2 separate regions of the Mus musculus genome follow, and region 2 is linked to region 1. The links are chromatin loops, found by intact Hi-C in ENCODE. Cell type or tissue: left cerebral cortex. All regions are shown on one strand. Each heading gives the region's core, and the rest is flanking DNA. Links, peaks and the distances in the headings are about the cores only.

Region 1 (12,666 bases), core at 1,816-9,815:
TACCAAGAGAACATCCTACTTCTGAACATCTATCCCCCAAATGCAAGGGCACACACATTCATAAAAGAACATTACTACAATGTAAACCATGCACTGGGCCTCACATATTAATAACAGGAGACCTCAGCATCCCACTCTCACCAATAGACATATCATCAAGAGAGAAACTAAACAGAAAAATAATGAAACTAACAGAGGTTATGATTCAAATGGAATATATATATATTTTTTGAGAAAATCAACAAGATAAACAAACCCTTAGCCAAACTAACTAAAAGGCAGAGAGAGAGAGAGAGAGAGAGAGAGAGAGAGAGAGAGAGAGAGAGAGAAAGTATATTTGTACCCAAATTAACAAAATCAGAAATGAAAAGGGAGACATAACAACAGACACTGAGGAAATTCAAAGAATCATTAGTTCTTACTTTAAAAACCTGTGCTCCACAAAATTGGAAAATCTAAATGAAATTGAGGATTTCTTAGTCAGATAGCAATTACCAAAGCTAAATAAAGATCAAGATAACTATCTGAATAGTCCTATAATCCCAAAAGAAATAGAAACAGTCAATAAAAGCTTCCTAACCAACTAAAGGCCAGATGCTTTTAGCAGAGAATTCTACCAGATCTTCAAAGACGAGCTAATGACAATAGTCCTCAACTATTCAACAAAATTGAAATAGAAGGAACATTGGAAAACTCATTCTATGAGACCACAATCACCCTGATACCTAAACCATACAAAGACTCAATAAAGAAATAGAATTTCAGACCAATTTCCCTCATGAAAAGTGATGCAAAAATACTCAATAAAATACTCATGAAAAGAATCCAAGAATACATCAAAGGCATCATCCACCATGATATAGTAGGCTTCATCCCTGAGATACAGCAGTAGTTCAATATATGAAAATTCATCAGTGTAAGCCACCATGTAATCAAACTGAAAAGTAAATCCATAATATCATCTCACTGATGCCAGAAAAGCATTTGACAAAATCCAACATCTCTTCATGATAGAAGTCTTAGAGAGAGCATGGATACAAGGTAAATACCTAAACACAATAAAGCAATATACAGCAAGCCAATAGCCAACATCAAATTATATAGAGATAATTTTAGAGCAACTCCACTAAAACCTGGGACAAGACAAGGATGTTCACTCTCCCTATCTCTTCAATATAATACTTGAAGTTTCAGCTAGAGCAATAAGACAGGTAGAGGAGTTCCAGGGGAAACAAATTAGATAGGAAGAAGTAAAAGTATCATTATTTGCAGAAGATATAATAGTATGCATAAATGACCCCAAAAATTCTACCACAGAACCCCTATAGCTGATAAACAATTTCAGCAAAGTGTCTGACTACAAAATTAACTCAAAAAAACCAGTAACTCTCCTTTATACAAATGATAGGCAGACTGAGGAAGAAGTTAAGGAAACAACAACCGTCACATTAGCTACAAGTAATACAAAAATACCTTGGTATATATAACTCTAATCAAGCAATTAAAAGATTTATATGACAAGAACTTCAACTCTATGAAGAAAGAAACTGAGGAAGATATCAGAGGATGGAGAGATCTTCCACACTTGTGGAACAGAAGGAATAACTGTGAAAATATCCATCTTATCAAAAGCAATCTACAGATTCAATGCAATCCCCATCAAAATTCCAACATAATTCTTTACAGATCTTGAACCATCTCTCACCTCAACCTGTACATTTGAGCAATAGTAAAAAAAAAAAAAGTCCATAGTATTACACAAAAACTAACAGGTTGACAAATGAAATTGATATGAAGAACCTGAAACAAATCAACACACCTATGGACACTTGATTTTTGGCAAAGAAGCCAAAATTGAGAAGGGAGAACATCTTCAACAAATGGTGCTGGTCTAACTTGATGTCTGCAGGAAGAAAAGTATAAATTGGTTCATATTTATTACCTTACACAAAACTCAAGTCCAAGTGGATCAAAGGCCTCCACATTAAACAAGATAAACTAAATTTAATAGAAGACAAAATTGAGAGTGACCTACAACATTTTGGTGTAGGAGACAATTTCTTTAACAGAACACCAATGGCTCAGGCACTAAGGTCAAGAATTTATAAATGGACCCTCATAAAACTGAAAAGCTTCTGTAAGTCAAAGGATGCTGCCATTAGAATAAAATGACAGTCTACAAGTTGGAAAAGATCTTCACTAACCCTACATCTGAGAGGGCTGATGTCCAAAATATATAAAGAATTCAAGAAGTTAGACAACAAAAATCAAAATAACCCAATTAAAAAATAGTTACAGAGCTAAACAGAATTCTCAACAGAGGAACCTCAAATGGCTAAGAAGTACCTACAAAAATGTTCAGTGACCTTAATCATCAGGGAAGTGCAGATAAAAACAACCCCAAGATGTCACTTTATACCCATCAGAATGATTAAGATCAAAAATTCAAAGGACACCACAGAATGCCAAGGATGTGGAACAAGGGCAACTTTCCTATATGCTGGTGGGTGTGCTAACTTGTGCAACTACTCTGAAAATCAATTTGGCAGTTTCTTTTTTTTTTTTTAACGTATTTTCCTCAATTACATTTCCAATGCTATCCCAAAAGTCTCCCACACCCTCCCCACTCCCCTAATTTGGCAGTTTCTTAGAAGATTGGAAATAGCTGTGAAAGACTCCAAGAGGAGCCCCTCGCTCAGGCCTCAGGACAATAGCGGACACCCAAGAACTCACGACAGACCGAGCTTGTTGCAAACCACATGAGGCTTTATTCGGGGAAAGCCAGAGCTCTGGGGACGACTCATATCCCACGCAGGGGTAGAGGAGTCGTCCTCGAGGGAGGGGAAAGAGTTCCCAGTTTTTATAGGCCCTCAGGGGGGAAAGGAGAAGGGTGAGATTAGGGGATTTCCAGATCTAAACAATGTCTATTCTCAAGAAATGGGTATGGGAGGGGTACAAGGAAAGAGTCTAATGAAGGTGCAGCAATGGGCACACACCTGGTCAGAACATTGGCAGACACACAGGTTCAAGGAGTGGCCAGAGCATTGTGCACCTCTATTTTTCTAAATCAGTGAAGCTAGTTCTGCTAACACTGACGTCTATCTTGCCAATTTCAGGGCTTCTGTGTCCTTTTACATTCTGCCAGGATCTTTCAGCTGTACCTCAAGACCCAGCTATACTACTCCTGGGCATATACCCAAAAAATATTCCACCATAACACAAGAATACTTATTCCACTATGTTCGTGGCAGTTTTATTCATAATAGCCAGAAACTGGAGTCTACCATAACGTTCCACAGTGGAAGAATGTGTAAAGAAAACATGGCATATCTATATGATAGAATACTGTTCAGTTATTAAAAATAAAGACATGAATTTCACAAGCAAATGGATGTAACTAGAAAATATTATCTTGAATGAGGTAACCCAGACCCAAAAGGACATGCATGCCATGTATGTACTTGTAAATGGATATTAGCTATAAAGTACAGGATAACCATACTATAATCATCAGATCCAAAGAAGCCAAGTAACAAGGAGGGCCCAAGGGAGGATGATTGAAATTTTCTCAGGAGGGGAAACTAAATAAATATAGACCCATGGAAGGAGAGAACTGTGTAGAAGAGGGGATGGGAAGGCTGTCAGGGATTGGAGAAATCTTATGTAGGGACAGTGGGGGTGGGAGAAAGGAGATAAGTGGTGGTGGGGGGCAGTCTTTAGGACATGTCAGAGACCTGGGATTGTCAGAGGACCCAGAAGATCTCTGGGGGGCAATTTTAGCTGGGACTCCTATCAGTGGGGGGATATGAGTCCTGATATGGCCACTAACCATACCCAAACAGTATAGGGATAAGGACAGCAACCCACCCATAAAGCCTTTGACCCAAAATGTGTTCTGCTTACAAAATAAATAGTGACAAAGATAGAGCAGAGACTGTCTGAATGGCCAATCAATGACTGGCCTAAATTGAGACCCATCCAATGGGCAAGAATCAATCCTTGACACTATTAATGACACTTTGTTATGGTCCCAGACAGGAACATCAGTGTCCTCTGAGAGGCTCCACCTAGCAGCCAATGAAAAGAGGTGCAGAAGCTCTCACTGAAACATTAGATGGAGATCTGGGAGTCTGATGGACGGGTTGAGAGAAATATTGAGGGACCCAAAGAGTACAGGAACTCCACAGGAAAACCAACAGAGTCATCTAACCTGGACTCTTGGGGGTTCACAGAGACTAAGTCACCAACCACAGAGTGAGCACAGGCTGAACCTAAGACCCTTGCACATATGTAGCAGGTGAACAGTTTGGTTTTAATGAAGGGCCCCCAACAACTGTGGCAAGCTGTCCCTGAACCTGTTGCCTGTCTACCTGCCTGCTTGCCTGTGGATCTCCTGCCCCTAAATGGACTGGCCTCAGCAGGAGAGAATACACCTGCTTCCAAGTCTGGAAGCAACTTGATGTGCATTGTGTGTGCATTGTGTGTGTGTGTGGTGGTGTGTGTGGTGTGTGGGAGAGTGTTAGTGGAGGAGAAGGAATAATACCCAGAGGGGGGTCCCCTCAAAAGAGAAGGGGAAGGTGGAATAGGGAAGGAACTTTCAGGGAGGGGTACTGGGAGGAGAGGACGCACTGATCTTGGGTTATAGATGAATAAATAAATTTTAAAAATTATTTATTCACTATACATCCTTATCTCAGACAACCTTTCTCCACCCAGTCCCCCTCACAGTCTCTCACCCCATTCCCTCTTCTCTTCTCCTCTGAGAATGGGGAGGCCCTCCTGGGTACCAACTTACCACATCAAATCACTGCAGAACTAGGCAACCCCCTCCCACTGAGGCCAGACAAAGCAGCTCAGTTGGGGAATTGGATCCATAGGCAGGCAAGAATTCTGCTAGTTCTTAAAACATCAACTGTAACACTAGAGGGCCACTTAACCCAGAAGCCCAGTCCTTGGCAGAGAGGTGAGGAGGATGGTATGGAGGGAAGACGAGGTAGGGGAGAAAAAGGAAAATCTCTGAAAGTGTAGCAATGCCTCTGGAAGGCAAAGCCTAGACATGTGGTGGGAGTGGAAGAAATGTGGAATTACAAAAAGAATCCCTCCCACGGATATCTAAAAATGATGCTCCTAGCAGCTTTGGGTATCACAGTTGTGCAGGCAGAAAAGCATTTGATTAGCTCCCTGGCGTTATCTCTGGGGTGTGGGTGTCTTGGAAATCTACATGCACAGTATTCCTTTCAGATAATTGAGCGGTCATTGTTCTCTACATGCTCTCTACATAAAACCAAAATCAGAAGCTTGAAATGAATGTCCCTCTCAAGGGTAAGAACACAGTGAGTGCTATGGCAATTTTATGCTTGGTATTTAAGAACAAGATTATGAGATTTAAGGTTGAAATAAAATTTCTGAATGTTCCAGAATGAAGAGCACACCCCCACCCCCAATTTTTCATTTGCTGTACAGTGCTTCTTGGAGACTTGCAGTTAGCTCTTTTCATACTGCACCTTCCAATATGAAGGTAGATAGTTCATTAGACTTAGTTCATTTGGATTTTTCATAAGCTATAATGTTCTGCAAGGCCTGCAAGATTGAATGGTAGGGTCCTCAGAAAGAAGAAACATTTTCTAAGTGATTTCTATTGTAAAATAAAGGAGCTTTCACTTCAAATTTGAGGAGAAATTCAGGCCACAGAAAACTGTCCTTCTATGTTAGCTGGTGCTCCATCAGCTCTGATTAATGACTTATCATTGCTTCCATTTCTCTGTCTAAATCACCACCAGTGACAACAAGCACCTTTCAATCACAAGTATAGTCCACATATTTGTTTATTGATTGCATTTCAATTGACTATCAGTGACAGCAAGGGTTAGTTTAGAAACAGGAAATATGAGGTTGTGTATCAGTTATTAGTAATTTAAGAATTGCCAAATTTTCTTGTAAAATACCAGATAATAAATATCTCAGATTTTACAAGTTATATGAGTCTCTGTTGCAGCTGCTTGATTCTTCCAGATTTAGCCAAGATAATATATAACAAATGTCTATGGCTGCGTCCATCCTGCCAAACTTTCTCTACAAAATTACAGGATTTGACAATGTTTTGTTGACCCTTGAAATGAGCAATGCCTTCATAGGAAAGAGTGGATTCGATCCAACATATAAATAACAACATACTACTTCTAACTCATTTCATGTCCACAGTTCCATTCTGACAAACATATGAAAAAGCACAGCAAAAGATATTTGTAGGACAGCAGGGCATTTTGGTTAAGAGCTTGTACCTTTGCAACAAGATTTGGAATCAGAATCTAATTTTGCATTTTCTGAGCTGTATAAAACCAAGCAGACTGTTGCCTTCAGAGTGCCTCATTCACCCGATCTGCAAAACAAAGTCAGTATCATTTGCCTCAAGAGTGAAGAACCTGTCAATAGATACAGGAACATGTGTTATCATCATCATCATCAACAACAACAACAACATCAATCATCATCATTATTTCTATCATCTCCCCCCCCCCCCCCGCAAGCTCAGTCAGGCCTCATATAATAATGAATATGAATAAGACTACATACATAAAGCACTATGTGATTCTTAGTATATAACAGTGTTTAATGAGAAGTTGTAATTCACATTGAGTTTTAAAAATAAAGGAGTACAAAATAATCACATGATTATCTTTATATTTACTATGATAATTACCAAAAGCTTTATTTGAATAACAACAGAAATGGGCTGAAACATCATGCTTTAGGGTCTGGAACTTATTCTATTTTCTCTCTAAAGAGCAGACAGTATGTGGAAACTCCTCAAAAAGGACTTAAAGGGAATCTCAAGTAGAATATATTTCATTAGAAGTAGTAATACATCCTTTAAATTGTCATTTATTAATTTACTTTTTGCTTATTTTTAGATGTACTTCAGAAGATACCTTTAAGAGATATGCTTTTTGTTTTGTTTTGATGTTTTATTTTGTTTTAAAATGAGTCACCAAATGGCTGGGCCCTGAGAATAAACTCTCAGGAGAGCCACTATAGTGGCACGTTGCTGTGATCATAGCATTTTTGAGTTGAGAAAGAAAGAGGAGTTCAAAGTCATTCTCACTTTAAGGAGATTGAAGCTATGACTACATGAGACCTTGATGCGATGCCTCTTCCCACAGTAAAAGCACTGTTCTGTGTCCTGAACTCTTCCTGTCAGAACTAGATCCCATTACCCCTGAGTAATTTGTTCCATATGGATCTCATTATCTTGGCACCTGCTGAGTAGAGAAATGATGGGCACATAAACCCAAGCAGAACACAAACTAGAGAATGATTGGGGTGCTTCTGTCTCCAAAAGATGTTACTCACTAGCTTTAGTCTTTGAACACACCTACAGTTTTTCTAAGATTATAGCACTTTAGAAAAAAAAAATCATACATAGCAAAACAAATATTTTTAAAAATTTTTACTTCTTCCCATTATAGGCTAATTCACTATTTAGTGACATGAAGGCCAATTTGTGATTTGAGAAATAGCTACACAATTATTTTTTGTGTTGATTTGCTCAAAGAAGTAATAGATTATAAGAAAGGCTAGAAAGAAAATGCAGGGTTTTTTGTTTGTTTGTTTGTTTATGTGTTTGATTGGTTGATTGGTTTGGTTGGTTGGTTGATTGATTTTGTTCATTTGTTTGTTTTTGGTTTCTTGAGGTAAGGATTTTTCTGTTTTCCAGGGTTTTCTCAAACTTGAGGACTCAAGTGATCCTTCCATCCCAGGTGATAAGTGTGTAAACTAAAGAGACTCCCATCACCAATTTCATGATTTAATGGTGGTAGGGTAGGAGAGGTAGGTGATGAATAGCAAGAATTTTCTATTGCAGATTATTTTGTTTTAACACCATATAGCCATATCTAAAGTAATATAACAAAACTTACATAAGATGGTTCAAGTTCAACTATGAGTCATGATTTATTGTTATACTAAATAACTAAAAAATAAGTGTGATAAAAATACACTCTAGATTCTAGAGAGAATCTAAAATATAAAATTACTTCAAGTGATCAAGAGATTTTAGCATAGGTTAGGTACAGTTTATGATGAAACAATGTAGATGAAATTTTGGAACTTAGAGGAGGCTAACATCATCGTGTGCAGAATGTATCAGGGCAAGGCAGTCTTAGAGCGTCATAGGCAGAGGATACAGGTTGAGTAAACAAAAGGAAAAATACATTGCAGTCAAAAACTACAGCTTGAGCAAAGAAGGGTTCTCTAGAAAGGGGGCAGCATCCTCTAGGGAAGCATCCTCTAGGGAACTGCCAGGAAGCCTTTGAGACAGTTGCTTGGTAACCATTCCTCACAGTTGGCTGCTGTGTCTGAGTCACTCAATCTTTTGGCTGCCCAATCCATTTTCCACCTACACAAGGTTCAGTATTTTGAATGGAATTTAATTCTAAAACAGCAGATACCAGTGGTGGTCGTAAGATTACCTTCCTGATCATCTCTCCTTAAGTTCTGGGGTAAACTCTTGGTTTCTATGCACACACCTATACTCACTCAGATGGAATGCTTAAGGATGAAAAGTATTTTAAAAATAGTGCTTTATGGTTAACAATCCAATCCTAGAAAAATTAAAGTCTAAAATTACAGAGAAAAAGACCCTAGGGAGGTGGGGAAATGCCTTTCCAATGGAGTAGTGAAGTAGGGAGGAAGAGATAAAGGAATAAAGAGTGGGAAGGAGAGAGTTGGGAGGGAAGGTTGGGAGAAGAAAGGAAAGAAAGAAAATAAAGAGAGATCTGGAGAAATGAAGGGGAGAGAAAGAAAAGAAAGGAAGAAAAAGGGTGGGGAGGGAGGGAGACACTTTCAGAGACGCTGCTTTTAGCATTGACAGCAATGAACAGTGTTCATTACATCCCATGTATTTTCTTGATGATGAATCTGATTTCTATGTGAACAAGTTGCTGACTTATCAAGAGCTTTTCTGGAGATCACCAGCATATGAGAAATTACAGTAGGTATTGTGCTTTACAGCACTCACCATGTCTATGAGAGTTCCTCCAAAACAGTTTCCTACTTGCTTTCAAAAAAGGGTAGAGATTGTGGCAGTGAATTACAAGATGATGAGCAGAATTGGGGAGACTGAAATGGTCAGCACAAGATCTACAGTGCCTGGTACAACCTTCTAAGCCCAAGGAATTGTGGGGGCGATTTGCTCCCATCTGCCTCCATTGCTTTTTATTCCACATCACTTCTTTCTCTCTCCACCCCCACAAGCACATGCACAGCTGAGGCTATTTCTAGCTTGCTTGCAAAGACAGAAATCACACCCAGGCACAAAAGAGGTAGGAGAAGAAACTATTGAGAGTGGACCACATTTTTTGAGTATCCAAGCTGCAGAAAAGAGACCCGTAAGCCGCACTTTATTCTTCCCATTGTTCAGTTTTTTTGCTTCAATGATGAATTCTAAAATAGGAGAAAAGAGAAAGGAAAAGAAGGGCATAAATAGTAGAGGGGAAATATTGGGAAAAGAAGAGGAATAGGTAGGAAGGAGACAGAATTAGAGGGCAGTGGAGGATGAATGTGGCATGTTATCACAGAACTTTGTAGACAAGTATGATATTATACACTTTTAAATTAAATATGTATATACAAAAGTATAATTCCTAAGATTTCTTACCATTAAGACGTGAAATTGTAACCATGTGAAGGAAATTTGTCAACTTGGAACACATTATTTCACTAAAACAATTTCTGAGAAAACAAATAGTTTCAGAATTTTGGCCATTAACTGAACTGTAACAGTTTTTAGGAGAGGCAGAGTACTTCCATCAGGAAAAAAAAAATTCCTCCTCTGAAATGAAGTAGAATGTTTGCTTTGTGCTTCCTGGAGACCAGCATCAGTCAACTGAGACCTGGGGGTGTGTTCATGTGCTATTCTTTTTTGATTCATATGTTGGGGAGGAAATGAGTCATGTTGATTAAGTGGCTTAAGCCACCTACTCATGCAAATTATGTGTGTAGCCTGGGAAGAGATAGACCTGACTGCTATGGGATGGCCAATGTTCTTTTTCCAAGATAGTGTGGGCCTTGCAGGCTGCCCCGGTCAACTTCTTGTTCCAACTGGACGCATAGTAAACTCTGCAGGGAAATAAATATGTGTATATTTGCCTGAGTTGGAATTTAATTGGTCATTATTACTCATTGCAAATATCAGACACTTATATTTAACATATATTTATATTATCTTTATTGACTTCGTTTAAGAAACTGAATATCAGATACTCATTATAGAAATAAAAACAATGCACTCAAAAGCATATCGTTTTAATATATCATCAATAGATAATTAAATCTCTATATAATAATATCAAGGAGGTTAATGAGTAAACTTTAGATATAAGTCTACTTATATCTAAAATATGTAGCCTTCTTAATCTGATTTTGATATTACAATGTGAAACCCACCACTGATTAAAAATATTCCTGTGGAATTCAGGCAAGGGAGTGGACTAATTTATTTGCTTCACAAAGCTATACTGTAAAATGTTTCAATATTTACACTACTCAATTTAGTACATGGTTTTATGTTTTTACAAATTTTTCTGCTTTTATGAAGGCCAATTATTGAGGGAAAAATGTTTTGTTTTAAAATGAACTTCTCCTGTATCTTTCTCTGTCCAAACATTAAAAAGGTAAGAAATCTAGCCAAAGCAAAAGTCAGGATGACAGGGGCTTTTACCATGTGTCCCACAGAATAACCTTTTTAATGAGTATTAGTTTTGTGGAGTTTGTTTGTTTGTTTTGCTGTTGTTGTTATACACATAGTGATCACTTCCCAGTCTTTCTATCAAGCTGGCTCTCTAACATAACCCAACATTTTCTTGCCATATGGAATTTGGAGGGGTTAATCACATCAAGTCTCTAGTTGTATTCTTACTCCTTTTTGTCCTTTTTGGTTTCTTGGCTATAACTGCTTTGAGAATATCACATGATCAAAAGCAAAAAAGAAATAATTCCTTAGCTTTAAGAGACTTTAAATGTCTAAAAAGGAAGGTTCTGCATACAAACTCCCACAACATAGAAATGCACAGCCATAAAATGTGATCAAGGCCCGGGTGTAAGGAACATTGGTTCCATCCCATCTCATCCTCAACTGAGTCATGGGTGGTTGTTGTTGTTTGTTCTCATTCTCCTCTTCGCCCTCCTCCTTCTTGTTCATCTATATATTGAGACTTATTAGCTTTTGCCCTAATGATGTGTATAAATATGCAATTCAGAATTTAGGAGGTGAAGACAGGAAGATTGTGAGCTTGAGTCCAGTCTGAATTACACGGTGAGAACTTGTGTCAAATGAACATTGAGTTTTTATAATAATGCTTTAGTTTTAGAATCTAGGATATTTCAGAATTACAGTGTTCTTGTAAAAAAAAAAAAGTAAAAGAATATTCTTTAAATAGTTCTCTGTAGTCAAAATGGATTATTTCCCAGGAAGCAAGGCAAGGAAGGTACACAGAAGAAGAAATTATTAATGTCTTGATCAAGTGAATACTATAGTTCACAAAATAATTAATGGCCTGTTGAGAGATGTTACATGAATTTATGAAAGAAAAATTTAGAAACAAAAGTTACTTTCTCATCAACACAAAAGATGGGCAGAGGAGATACTTCAGTGAGTATAACCTTTGTCATGCTATTGTGGGGACCTGTGTTCTAATCTTCAAAACCCATGTAAAGCCTGGCATGATAGTGCACATCAGAAATTCCATAACTTCTACAGTGGGATAGAAGCCAGAGACAGAAGAATCCTTAGGTGCTCACAGGCAAACTAGCATGCTCTATGCAGACACAAACAACAAACTTTCTGATTCAAGGTAAAAGGCAAGGAAAAGGTAAAATTCAGGTGGTCCTCTGACCTCCACATACATGCTATAGCATACATGCAAACACATTATATACTCATAGATATGCATGCATTTTACACACACAGAGAGAGAGAGAGAGAGAGAGAGAGGGGGGGGGAGGGAGGGAGAGAGAGAGAGAGAGAGAGAGAGAGAGAGAATAGAGAAAGAATATTTTCTTCATCCTGGAAAGTTGCTAATGACATGAGATGAATGCCCCTAGGGTACTGAGACTAAATATTCTCACCTCCTAGAGTATGTATGCTGAATATAGCAAATCAATAGTGAGAAAAGAGCCGGACTTGGCTCCTATTTCAGAATCGCTTTTTCACATTTTTCTGTGGAAACCTCACACTTATTAAGGGCCTGTATGCTCATGTACTCATCTCCTTTGGATGCTGACATTACTTATATCAACATCATTTGATAGATTTCTTTTTTGTGAAGCTTTATAAGCATTTGGAAATTTTAAGTTTACCAAAATAAATTTGTATTAGGAAATCTTAGTCTCTTGCTTCTTAATCTAGAGCAGAGTCCTAGTAATAACACACATATGTCAGTCTCTTAGATATCAGAAGTAATCCCCAAAGTGACAGTCTCCTAAAGTTTTCAGATCTAAGATGTTTATGACTGAGAAAGGTTTCAAATTTGACTATTTTAAAATAACTGTCTTAGAATGTATGCATTAGTAAAATCATCCTTTCTTTTCCATGGTTTTGAGTTCTTCATGATCTGCACATTGAGTGTTAATGTGTTAATTGTTGGGTTGCAGAGTGGACAGAGAGAAATG
Region 2 (12,666 bases), core at 1,516-9,515, 330 kb after region 1:
CACCAACAGACAAGGACACTGTAATATTTAAACATCTGATGAAACATATAACATGCAAAGAAAAATACCTCTGTTACATAAAATTGCTGGGTTAATCATGCAGACAATATGTTGAGTCAAACAATGTCTAAGCTTTAGGCTGTGGTAATATTTCAGTGAATAAAGCTCTTATGGCACAACAGGTAGACTAGTGAGAATCAGTAGATTCAGGCACAGAAAAAAAAAAACCAAACAAACAAACACTGAAAAACAAACAAACAAAAATACACTGTCAAAAAATAAAGTAAAATAAAAACCTGAAAAATGATGGAAGACATACAACTTCTTCTCCCCTCAAAAATGCCTGTTCATGAACAAGTGCTCCCATACTCAAGAAAATATGCACGCAGTCAAAAAGGAAGAGGAAAAACATCCCATCTCTAATGCTGGATATTTATTCCAAAGGTAGATAGCTTGCCAAGCATGCTTGAAAAAGCAAAACAAAACAAAACAAAAAAGTCTGCAAAAGAAGGTGTTATGCTTTGAATAAGAATGGCCCACACTAGCTGGGCATGGTGGCCTTTAATACCAGCACTCGGGAGGCAGAGGCAGGCGGATTTTTGAGTTTGAGGCAAGCCTGGTCTACAAAGTGAGTTCCAGGACAGCCAGGGCTATACAGAGAAACCCTGTCTCGAAAAACCAAAAAAAAAAAAAAAAAAGAATGGCCCACACTGGCTTGTATATTTGACCATATAGTTCCCAAGGAATGGCACAATTTGAAAGGATTAGGAGCATTGGGAGATGTGGCCTTGCTGGACTGGGTATGAAATTTTTGGTGAAACTGTGTCAATAGGGAAGTGTTTTGAGATTTTAGAAGCCAACATCAGGCTGAGGCTCTCCTTATTCTTACATAAGAGCTATCAGCTGATCAGATATTAGATATCAGCTATACACCTCTCAATTAATGCTCCAGCACTTCCTGCTTGCACCTTCTTCCTTCATGATGATAATGAACTAAGCTTCTGAAACTATAAGCAAGCCTCAAATTAAATGATTTCTTTCAAAAGAGTTTTCTTGCTCATAGTATCTCTGTCCAACAGCAGAATGGTGACCAAATCAGAGAGAATGAGAAATAAAGAAAAGGAAGGGAAGGAAAAGAAAAAGTAAAAGGGAATGGGGAATGGAAGAGAAGATAATCTCAATAATAAAACCATTTTCACTTCATTTACATAAAACATAAAAAAGAGAATACTAGCCCTTAGCATTGAAATTCAAGAACAAAGATTATTGGAAAGTGTTTTAAACTCTGGAAGGGACATTGTTGAGTGGGGTTAAGAGAGCATTATTGTTTGTTTGTTTGTTTGTGTGTTGTTTTCACTGTTCTAGCTCTGGATTTGTGTGGGTGTTAACTGGTTGACTGGTTGTTTTCTCTCCTGACCATTCAGTGAGTATCTGGGTATTTTCCTTTATAATAAACACCCAATTCAATACATATATCTGAAGGTTAACATTAAAATTAACATAACAAGTTTCTTGCTAGCATTTGATTTTTAAATCTTTTCTCACTTACTTTAGGCCACAGCTCCCTGAGCATCTTGGCTCATGTCAGCTACAAGATTAATTATAGCCATAGTCTTCACTGAATAAGGCAAAAGACACCGTCAATAAGAAAAAAAAGACCACCAACAGATTGGGAAAGGATCTTTACCTATCCTAAATCAGATAGGGGACTAATATCCAACATATATAAAGAACTCAAGAAGGTGGACTTCAGAAAATCAAATAACCCCATTAAAAAATGGGGCTCAGAACTGAACAAAGAATTCTCACCTGAGGAATACCGAATGGCAGAGAAGCACCTGAAAAAAATGTTCAACATCCTTAATCATCAGGGAAATGCAAATCAAAACAACCCTGGGATTCCACCTCACACCAGTCAGAATGGCTAAGATCAAAAATTCAGGTGACAGCAGATGTTGGCGTGGATGTGGAGAAAGAGGAACACTCCTCCATTGTTGGTGGGATTGCAGGCTTGTACAACCACTCTGGAAATCAGTCTGGCGGTTCCTCAGAAAATTGGACATAGTACTACCGGAGGATCCAGCAATACCTCTCCTGGGCATATATCCAGAAGATGCCCCAATGGGTAAGAAGGACACATGCTCCACTATGTTCATAGCAGCCTTATTTATAATAGCCAGAAGCTGGAAAGAACCCAGATGCCCCTCAACAGAGGAATGGATACAGAAAATGTGGTACATCTACACAATGGAGTACTACTCAGCTATTAAAAAGAATGAATTTATGAAATTTCTAGCCAAATGGATGGACCTGGAGGGCATCATCCTGAGTGAGGTAACACATTCACAAAGGAACTCACACAATATATACTCACTGATAAGTGGATATTAGCCCCAAACCTAGGATGCCCAAGATATAAGATACAATTTGCTAAACACATGAAACTCAAGAAGAATGAAGACTGAAGTATGGACACTATGCCCCTCCTTAGAAGTGGGAACAAAACACCCATGGAAGGAGTTACAGAGACAAAGTTTGGAGCTGAGATGAAAGGATGGACCATGTAGAGACTGCCATATCCAGGGATCCACCCCATAATCAGCATCCAAACGCTGACACCATTGCATACACTAGCAAGATTTTATTGAAAGGACCCAGATGTAGCTGTCTCTTGTGAGACTATGCCGGGGCCTAGCAAACACAGAAGTGGATGCTCACAGTCAGCTAATGGATGGATCACAGGGCTCCCAATGGAGGAGCTAGAGAAATTAGCCAAGGAGCTAAAGGGATCTGCAACCCTATAGGTGGAACAACATTATGAACTAACCAGTACCCCGGAGCTCTTGACTCTAGCTGCATATGTATCAAAAGATGGCCTAGTTGGCCATCACTGGAAAGAGAGGCCCATAGGACTTGCAAATTTTATATGCCCCAGTACAGGGGAACGCCAGGGCCAAAAAGGGGGAGTGGGTGGGTAGGGGAGTGGGGGTGGGTGGGTATGGGGGACTTTTGGTATAGCATTGGAAATGTAAATGAGCTAAATACCTAATAAAAAATGGAGAAAAAAAAAAAAGAAACATTAGGACTGGGACCCAGAAACATTTTGGATGCTGTTTTGTTTTGTTGTTTTGTTTTGATATCCCTGGGTGTTTTGTGGTAGCCAACACTACCATTGAGGTCTACAAGTCTTCCTCATCTGCAGTTTAAAAGCACAAGCTGTTTTTATCATTGGTACATGTCATTTGTATTCATTAATATAAAACTGCATACAAGGTAAAAATATGCATTGTTGGTCTTATTTCCATAAACATTTCTATAAGCTGAATATTTAAATGAGATATGATTGATCTCTGAGTAAAACTGAAGTTTTTGTGTTTAAAAGAATTTTCTTTATAAATCATTACATATAAAACTTGAATTTCAGCCATATTTGGGATATAGAATTTTGTTATCTCAAGAAGGATTTCATTGGGATTCATGACAAAATAGTTAAAATATTAAAACTTAGGATACAATAATTTTGGTAACTTTGTAGCTATTATTGTTGCCTTGCTCTTGTGGAAACAAAAAGAATCTCACTCAGGCCGGGCGGTGGTGGCGCACGCCTTTAATCCCAGCACTTCGGAGGCAGAGGCAGGTGGATTTCTGAGTTCGAGGCCAGCCTGGTCTACAAAGTGAGTTCCAGGCTAGCCAGAGCTATACAGAGAAACCCTGTCTTGAAAACAAAAACAAAAACAAAAACAAAAACAAAAACAAAAACAAAAAAAAACAAAATCAACAACTACAAAAAATGAATCTTACTCAGTTTACACAAGCTTTAAAAATTAAGCATTGTATATGTCAAAATATTATTATCATGGTATATGGAATTTTAAGTTGTCCCCTACGATTTCTGACAATCCAATGAGCATGCACTGTCTTATCCTAGGGACAAGGATGACTGATTCATGTTGCCCTTAGATTCACAGAGAATTGACTTTAATAGAGATCAGATGTGCTTTTAAACCCTTAGTATTTTTTTTTTCAGTTGGTACCAAGTATCCAAGAGATGAGTCTGTCTGGACAGAGTGAGAGTCAGCACTCATTTCATAAACTGCCAATAGAATGGCTAGACTAGCAAGTATTCAGAGTGGTACTCAGCTGGTAACCAACAAGGATGGGTGGCCATAGCTCCACAATCCCTAGGAATCAACTTCTTCAAAAAGGTAGTGTACCTCTCAGTCCCAGAAGACAATTGGACATCAGCCTGTGTGCCTTGAGTAGAGAATCTTACTGTGCCATTCCCAGACTTATAAAGAGTTATAAAAATGAGTGGGTAAAGGAGTCTAGTTTCAAACTGTTAAATTATGGCAATGTGTTATACTGCAATAAAAAGCTAACAAATTCTACTGCCTAGGGGTGGAACATGACTGTCATAAATAACTAAAAACGAGGACTGACCTAGGAACTGAGCAGGAGTAAGTTGGTTTTTGGAGGAGAATGATGAGTACTATACTGGGAAAAGCTTATGTTGCTCAAACACTTTTAATGGAAGTGTGAACACTGAAAATGCCATTGACACTATTGTAAAGTAGAGCAAGAGAGCTGGATGCTTGATGCTTAGGGTGGGGTAGTAGAAACTGCCTACAGTTGTGTGTGTGTGTGTGTGTGTGTGTGTGTGTGTGTGTGTGTGTGAAGACAGAACTTATGTAATTGATAAATATGGATACTGTGAATATAGATCTAAAGAAATATTCAAGCAAAATGAAGTAAAGAGTCGAGATCTAATTTTGTTGTTTTTGCTACTTATAATAAAATGCAATGCAATAAGTGTAAATGAGGACAAGGAGAGAGAAACAGGAGGTTATTTAAGAGGAGATTTTCTGGAGGTATGCTTCATATGCTCATGCTAGGAGAAAGGCTTGTGATTTGATTCTACTGTCCTGTGACATAACCTGGAGAGATCACAGGGTTATAATATTCATCCACAGGAGATTAAGGGTGTGTCCAGCAGATCCTCTCAATCAAATCACTTTTAGGAAGCTTTCAAGAGCTGTCTCTAAACTGCAAACCAGAACCAGGGTTGAAAATTATTTTAGAAGTCTGTAGATATGGCTTTTGTCTAGCAGAATGAATCCCCCATAACATCCACAGGAACTCCTTAAAATTAGGTCAATAGAAATACTTCCATTATAGATAAGGCTCAAAAGACTACAAAACTAAAGAAGTTCTTGACCCCCTAAAATTCTATTGGAAGCACACAAATGTTCTCAACTCCAAAAGCTGTAATTTTTCATGATTGACAGGAAAACCCTGCAACCCTGAGAGTACAACGAGGTGGCTAGAGGGCAGAGCAAAGAGCCACAAAGGTTTACTTTCTGACCCAGATGTTGAGTCAAAGGACATTATTTGAATTCTATCCACGTGGACTCCAAAATCACTTTATACTACCAACTCCTTTCATTGTCTTTTAACCACTTTTGTATAGGAAAGCCTATAACTTTTTTATGTTCATTCCATGCCTATAAGTTGGAATTGTTAGAAACGGAATATAATATTTGTCTTCTGATTATCACCCTGTGAGACCCTTAGTCAGCCTGGAAGAAGGAAAGGAAGAAATAAAACAGAATGAAAATGGAGCTTCCTATAGGTTATCACACAAAGTAAGCCAGGGGGTGGGGATTTGAATATATTTGGCCCCTGGGGAGTGCCACTATTAGGAAGAGTGACCTTTTGGAATAGGTTTAGCCCTTTTGGAGGAAATGCATCACTGTGAGATGGGTTTTGAGAGCTCCTAGTGCCACTTCTAGTCTCTTTTGGCTACAGTCAGATCAAGATGCAGAACAGTCAGCTCCTTCTCTAACACCATATCTGCCTAGATGCTACCATGCTTTCTGCCACAAGTTTCTACAGGATTGGGCACATGAAAATGGACTAAACATCTGAAACTGTAAACTACACCCAATTAAATATTGTCCTTTACAAAAGAGTTGCCTTGATCATGGTGTCTCTTCACAGCAATGAATCTCAAAATAAGACAGGGTGCTCACAGAAAATTAAAATTTTTCTAAAGAGAAAATGTCCAAGAAATGTCTTTATTATAAGCATATGCCTCAAGGATGCTGCCAATAAGACAAAAGGGCAACCTACAGATTGGGAAAAGATCTTCAGGAAACCTACATCCAAAACGAGGGCTAATATCCAAAATATATTTAAAAAATTCAAGAAGTTAGACTAAAAAAAAAAAGAAATAATCCAACTTAAAAATTTGGTACAGAGCTAAACAGAGAATTCTCAACAGAGGAATTTTGAATGACTGGAAGAGTTAGAGGAATGACTAAAAGAGATTAAGGGTATGGCAACCCCATAGGAAGACCAATAACATCAACTAATCTAGATGCCTGCCTGTTCTCAGAGACCAACCAAAGAGAATATATGGACTGGTCTGTGGCCCCTGACACATAAGTAGCAGAGGGCTGCCTGTCTTATCTCACTAGAAGAGGATGTGCCTAATCCTGTAGAGTCTTGATGCCCCAGGGAAGAGGAATGTAAAGGTGGGGAGGTGAGAATGGGGGTAAGGTGTTTAGAGGGGGCTTTGGGAGAGCATCCTCTCAAAGATTAAGGGGAAGGGTGATGGGGTGAAGAACTCCTGGAGGCCGGACCAAGAAGAAGGACCATATTTAGAATGTAAAAAAATAAAACCACTTAAAAAAAAAGAATATCTGTAATGCAGGATATTTTATTCTTTGAAAACATATTTGAAAGAGGAATCCTTCAAAGAAATGAAAATGTGCTTGGGAATCTCACAGGTTTCACCTGTAGTGGATGTGAAGGTTCTACCCCAGAGATGTAAAGATCTATCTTCAGTGGTAATTTTGGAGCTGGCATCTTGGTTAGCAATCTTTACCAAGAGCACTTTGATGTTTTTGAAATAATAGGCTCCCTCTCCTCTATGGCAAAGGATGTGCTAATGGCTTGATGTTTGTCGTTTTTCCTGTCTTGTGGATTTATGGCAAGTGTTTAATCAGTACAGTGTATTTGACAGCATTTTAAAACACAAATGAGGACAGAGCTTTCTCTCTAATAATCCTTTAACTGCAATGGATGTCATTTCTCAAGGATTTTCTTGTATCATATATTCAACACTAATCAGGACATTTTTTTCTTTGTTTAACAAAATCTAAACGCGTGTGCTTTTAAATCTCTAGATGTGTGCCACAGTTTCTTTGGCACATGATCTCTTGTGCTGTAACTGATAATAGTGTCTCAGGGACCAATGAAGAAGGAATTTTCCAGCCTTACTATTGACTGTAGAGTTTCCCTGAATTTGCTGTACTCAACTGATATTTAGTGGTCATTCCATGATTGGGCTGCACATTTACCAATAGCCTCTTCTGGGCTCTTTAAGGTGCCTGTCCTCCACTCTGCAGGATCCTTTTAATCCTAGGGCATCCACTGGTAGTGATTCTGCACTATCATCAGTGGCTTCCCCTGGCTTCTTACAGTGCCAAGCTCCTGATGCTCTCCATGACCCTTCATGCCTTCAAAAGAGGTGCCACCTGGGTAATTCTTACATATCAAGTTCAGCTGCCAGCATTGAGGCACATCTTTGGCAACCTCTGGAACACAGCTTCTGTGTGCTGACTCAAAACATTTCCCAGAACATTTCACTTTGGTGATTGCCTGTCTCTTCTTATTCACTGCAACTTTCTCAGCTCCAGCTAATCAGAACCATGGATTCTTAATTAAAAATATTCAACAGTTCCAGTAGAGTTTTTTGGGTTATGTTTTGTTTTGTTTTGTTTTAACTTTCAAATTTCCCTCTAAAACTTCACGTGCCAGGTGTCTATCCTCTGCATTTCTCTGAACAGTCTTTTTTTTTTTTCATTTTTTATTAGGTATTTAGCTCATTTACATTTCCAATGCTATACCAAAAGTCCCCCATACCCACCCACCCCACTCCCCTGCCCACCCACTCCCCCTTTTTGGCCCTGGCGTTCCCCTGTACTGGGGCGTATAAAGTTTGCAAGTCCAATGGGCCTCTCTTTCCAGTGATGGCCGACTAGGCCATCTTTTGATATATATGCAGCTAGAGTCAAGAGCTCCGGGGTACTGGTTAGTTCATAATGTTGTTCCACCTATAGGGTTGAAGATCCCTTTAGCTCCTTGGCTACTTTCTCTAGCTCCTCCATTGGGAGCCCTGTGATCCATCCATTAGCTGACTGTGAGCATCCACTTCTGTGTTTGCTAGGCCCCGGCATAGTCTCACAAGAGACAGCTACATCTGGGTCCTTTCAATAAAATCTTGCTAGTGTATGCAATGGTGTCAGCGTTTGGATGCTGATTATGGGGTGAATCCCTGGATATGGCAGTCTCTACGTGGTCCATCCTTTCATCTCAGCTCCAAACTTTGGCTCTGTAACTCCTTCCATGGGTGTTTTGTTCCCAATTCTAAGGAGGAGCATAGTTTTCACACTTCAGTCTTCATTCTTCTTGAGTTTCATGTGTTTAGCAAATTGTATCTTATATCTTGGGTATCCTAGGTTTGGGGCTAATATCGACTTATCAGTGAGTACATATTGTGTGAGATTCTTTTGTTTGTTTGTTTGTTTGTTTGTTTTTTGTTTTTTCTTTCCATTTTTTATTAGGTATTTAGCTCATTTACATTTCCAATGCTATACCAAAAGTCCCCCATACCCACCCACCCCCACTCCCCTACCCGCCCACTCCCCCTTTTTGGCCCTGGCGTTCCCCTGTTCTGGGGCATATAAAGTTTGCATGTCCAATGGGCCTCTCTTTCCAGTGATGGCCGACTAGGCCATCATTTGATACATATGCAGCTAGAGTCAAGAGCTCCGGGGTACTGGTTAGTTCATAATGTTGATCCACCTATAGGGTTGCAGATCCCTTTAGCTCCTTGGCTACTTTCTCTAGCTCCTCCATTGGGAGCCCTGTGATCCATCCATTAGCTGACTGTGAGCATCCACTTCTGTGTTTACTAGGCCCCGGCATAGTCTCACAAGAGACAGCTACATCTGGGTCCTTTCAATAAAATCTTGCTAGTGTGTGCAATGGTGTCAGCGTTTGGATGCTGATTATGGGGTGGATCCCTGGATATGGCAGTCTCTACATGGTCCATCCTTTCATCTCAGCTCCAAACTTTGTCTCTGTAACTCCTTCCAAGGGTATTTTGTTCCCACTTCTAAGGAGGGGCATAGTGTCCACACTTCAGTCTTCATTATTCTTGAGTTTCATGTGTTTAGGAAATTGTATCTTATATCTTGGGTATCCTAAGTTTTGGGCTAATATCCACTTATCAGTGAGTACATATTGTGGGAGTTCCTTTGTGAATGTGTTACCTCACTCAGGATGATGCCCTCCAGGTCCATCCATTTGGTTAGGAATTTCATAAATTCATTCTTTTTAATAGCTGAGTAGTACTCCATTGTGTAGATGTACCACATTTTCTGTATCCATTCCTCTGTTGAGGGGCATCTGGGTTCTTTCCAGCTTCTGGCTATTATAAATAAGGCTGCTATAAACATAGTGGAGCATGTGTCCTACTTACCCGTTGGGGCATCTTCTGGATATATGCCCAGGAGAGGTATTGCTGGATCCTCCGGTAGTACTATGTCCAATTTTCTGAGGAACCGCCAGACTGATTTCCAGAGTGGTTGTACAAGCCTGCAATCCCACCAACAATGGAGGAGTGTTCCTCTTTCTCCACATCCACGCCAACATCTGCTGTCACCTGAATTTTTGATCTTAGACATTCTGACTGGTGTGAGGTGGAATCCCAGGGTTGTTTTGATTTGCATTTCCCTGATGATTAAGGATGTTGAACATTTTTTCAGCTGTTTCTCTGCCATTCGGTATTCCTCAGGTGAGAATTCTTTGTTCAGTTCTGAGCCCCATTTTTTAATGGGGTTATTAGATTTTCTGAAGTCCACCTTCTTGAGTTCTTTATATATGTTGGATATTAGTCCCCTATCTGATTTAGGATAGGTAATGATCCTTTCCCAATCTGTTTGTGGTCTTTTTGTCTTACTGACAGTGTCTTTTGCCTTGCAGAAACTTTGGAGTTTCATTAGGTCCCATTTGTCAATTCTCGATCTTACAGTACAAGCCATTACTGTTCTGTTCAGGAATTTTTCCCCTGTGCCCATATCTTCAAGGCTTTTCCCCACTTTCTCCTCTATAAGATTCAGTGTCTCTGGTTTTATGTGAAGTTCCTTGATCCACTTAGATTTGACCTTAGTACAAGGAGATAAGTATGGATTGATTCGCATTCTTCTACATGATAACAACCAGATGTCCAAGCACCAATTGTTGAAAATGTTGTCTTTCTTCCACTGAATGGTTTTAGCTCCCTTGTCGAAGATCAAGTGACCATAGGTGTGTGCGTTCATTTCTGGGTCTTGAATTCTATTCCATTGGTCTACTTGTCTGTCTCTATACCAGTACCATGCAGTTTTTATCACAATTGCTCTGTAGTAAAGCTTTAGGTCAGGCATGGTGATTCTACCAGAGGTTCTTTTATCCTTGAGAAGACTTTTTGCTATCCTAGGTTTTTTGTTATTCCAGATGAATTTGCAAATTGCTCCTTCTAATTCGTTGAAGAATTGAGTTGGAATTTTGATGGGGATTGCATTGAATCTGTAGATTGCTTTCGGCAAGATAGCTATTTTTACAATGTTGATCCTGCCAATCCATGAGCATGGGAGATCTTTCCATCTTCTGAGATCTTCTTTAATTTCTTTCTTCAGAGATTTGAAGTTTTTATCATACAGATCTTTCACTTCCTTAGTTAGAGTCACGCCAAGGTATTTTATATTATTTGTGACTATTGAGAAGGGTGTTGTTTCCCTAATTTCATTCTCAGCCTGTTTATTCTTTGTATAGAAAAAGGCCATTGACTTGTTTGAGTTTATTTTATATCCAGCTACTTCACCGAACCTGTTTATCAGGCTTAGGAGTTCTCTGGTAGAATATTTAGGGTCACTTATATATACTATCATATCATCTGCAAAAAGTGATATTTTGACTTCCTCTTTTCCAATTTGTATCTCCTTGATCTCCTTTTGTTGTCGAATTGCTCTGGCTAATATTTCAAGTACTATCTTGAAAAGGTAGGGAGAAAGTGGGCAGCCTTGTCTAGTCCCTGATTTTAGTGGGATTGCTTCCAGCTTCTCTCCATTTACTTTGATGTTGGCTACTGGTTTGCTGTAGATTGCTTTTATCATGTTTAGGTATGGGCCTTGAATTCCTGATCTTTCCAAAACTTTTATCATGAATGGGTGTTGGATCTTGTCAAATGGTTTTTCTGCATCTAACGAGATGATCATGTGGTTTTTGTCTTTGAGTTTGTTTATATAATGGATTACATTAATGGATTTTCGTATATTAAACCATCCCTGCATCCCTGGAATAAAACCTACTTGGTCAGGATGGATGATTGCTTTAATATGTTCTTGGATTCGGTTAGCGAGAATTTTATTGAGGATTTTTGCATCGATATTCATAAGAGAAATTGGACTGAAGTTCTCTATCTTTGTTGGGTCTTTCTGTGGTTTAGGTATCAGAGTAATAGTGGCTTCATAAAATGAGTTGGGTAGAGTACCTTCTACTTCTATTTTGTGAAATAGTTTGTGCAGAACTGGAATTAGATCTTCTTTGAAGGTCTGATAGAACTCTGCACTAAACCCGTCTGGTCCTGGGCTTTTTTTGGCTGGGAGACTATTAATAACTACTCCTATTTCTTTAGGGGATATGGGACTGTAGATGGTCAACTTGATCCTGATTCAACTTTGGTACCTGGTATCTGTCCAGAAATTTGTCCATTTCATCCAGGTTTTCCAGTTTTGTTGAGTATAGCCTTTTGTAGAAGGATCTGATGGTGTTTGGGATTTCTTCAGGATCTGTTGTTATGTCTCCCTTTTCATTTCTGATTTTGTTAATTAGGATTTTGTCCCTGTGCCCTTTAGTGAGTCTAGCTAAGGGTTTATCTATCTTGTTGATTTTCTCAAAGAACCAACTCCTCGTTTGGTTAATTCTTTGAATAGTTCTTCTTATTTCCACTTGGTTGATTTCACCCCTGAGTTTGATTATTTCCTGTCGTCTACTCCTCTTGGGTGAATTTCCTTCCTTTTTTTCTAGAGCTTTTAGATGTGTTGTCAAGCTGCTAGTATGTGCTCTCTCCCGTTTCTTCTTGGAGGCACTCAGAGCTATGAGTTTCCCTCTTAGAAATGCTTTCATTGTGTCCCATAGGTTTGGGTACATTGTGGCTTCATTTCATTAAACTCTAAAAAGTCTTTAATTTCTTTCTTTATTCCTTTCTTGACCAAGGTATCATTGAGAAGAGTGTTGTTCAGTTTCCACGTGAATGTTGGCTTTCCGTTATTTATGTTGTTATTGAAGATCAGTCTTAGGCCATGGTGGTCTGATAGGATACATGGGATAATTTCAATATTTTTGTATCTTTTGAGGCCTGTTTTGTGACCAATTATATGGTCAATTTTGGAGAAGGTCCCGTGAGGGGCTGAGAAGAAGGTATTTCCTTTTGTTTTAGGATAAAATGTTCTGTAGATATCTGTCAGGTCCACTTGTTTCATAACTTCTGTTAGTTTCACTGTGTCCCTGTTTAGTTTCTGTTTCCACGATCTGTCCATTGATGAAAGTGGTGTGTTG

The links. A loop is a pair of places that touch in the nucleus more often than their neighbours do. Peaks named below come from ENCODE experiments on the same cell type or tissue, not always from the same donor. Only the 100,000 strongest peaks of a DNase experiment are listed, where the experiment ranks them.
Region 2: it touches region 1 in a loop (5-fold over the local background); 2 of 42 quality-filtered maps call a loop at or near these places.

The regions. Positions count from the first base shown.
Region 1 is chr3:159,027,422-159,040,087 of GRCm38, reverse strand. No RefSeq gene overlaps it. Among named protein-coding and RNA genes, the nearest start is that of Gm20752, 43 kb to the left of the region's middle. In left cerebral cortex, for the core only: CTCF peaks have their summits at 4,918 and 8,266; DNase peaks (open chromatin) are centred at 5,104, 8,339 and 9,228; H3K27ac peaks cover 4,523 bases.
Region 2 is chr3:158,699,447-158,712,112 of GRCm38, reverse strand. No RefSeq gene overlaps it. Among named protein-coding and RNA genes, the nearest start is that of Lrrc7, 140 kb to the right of the region's middle. In left cerebral cortex, for the core only: no CTCF peak of the experiment used is centred there; DNase peaks (open chromatin) are centred at 4,532 and 4,910.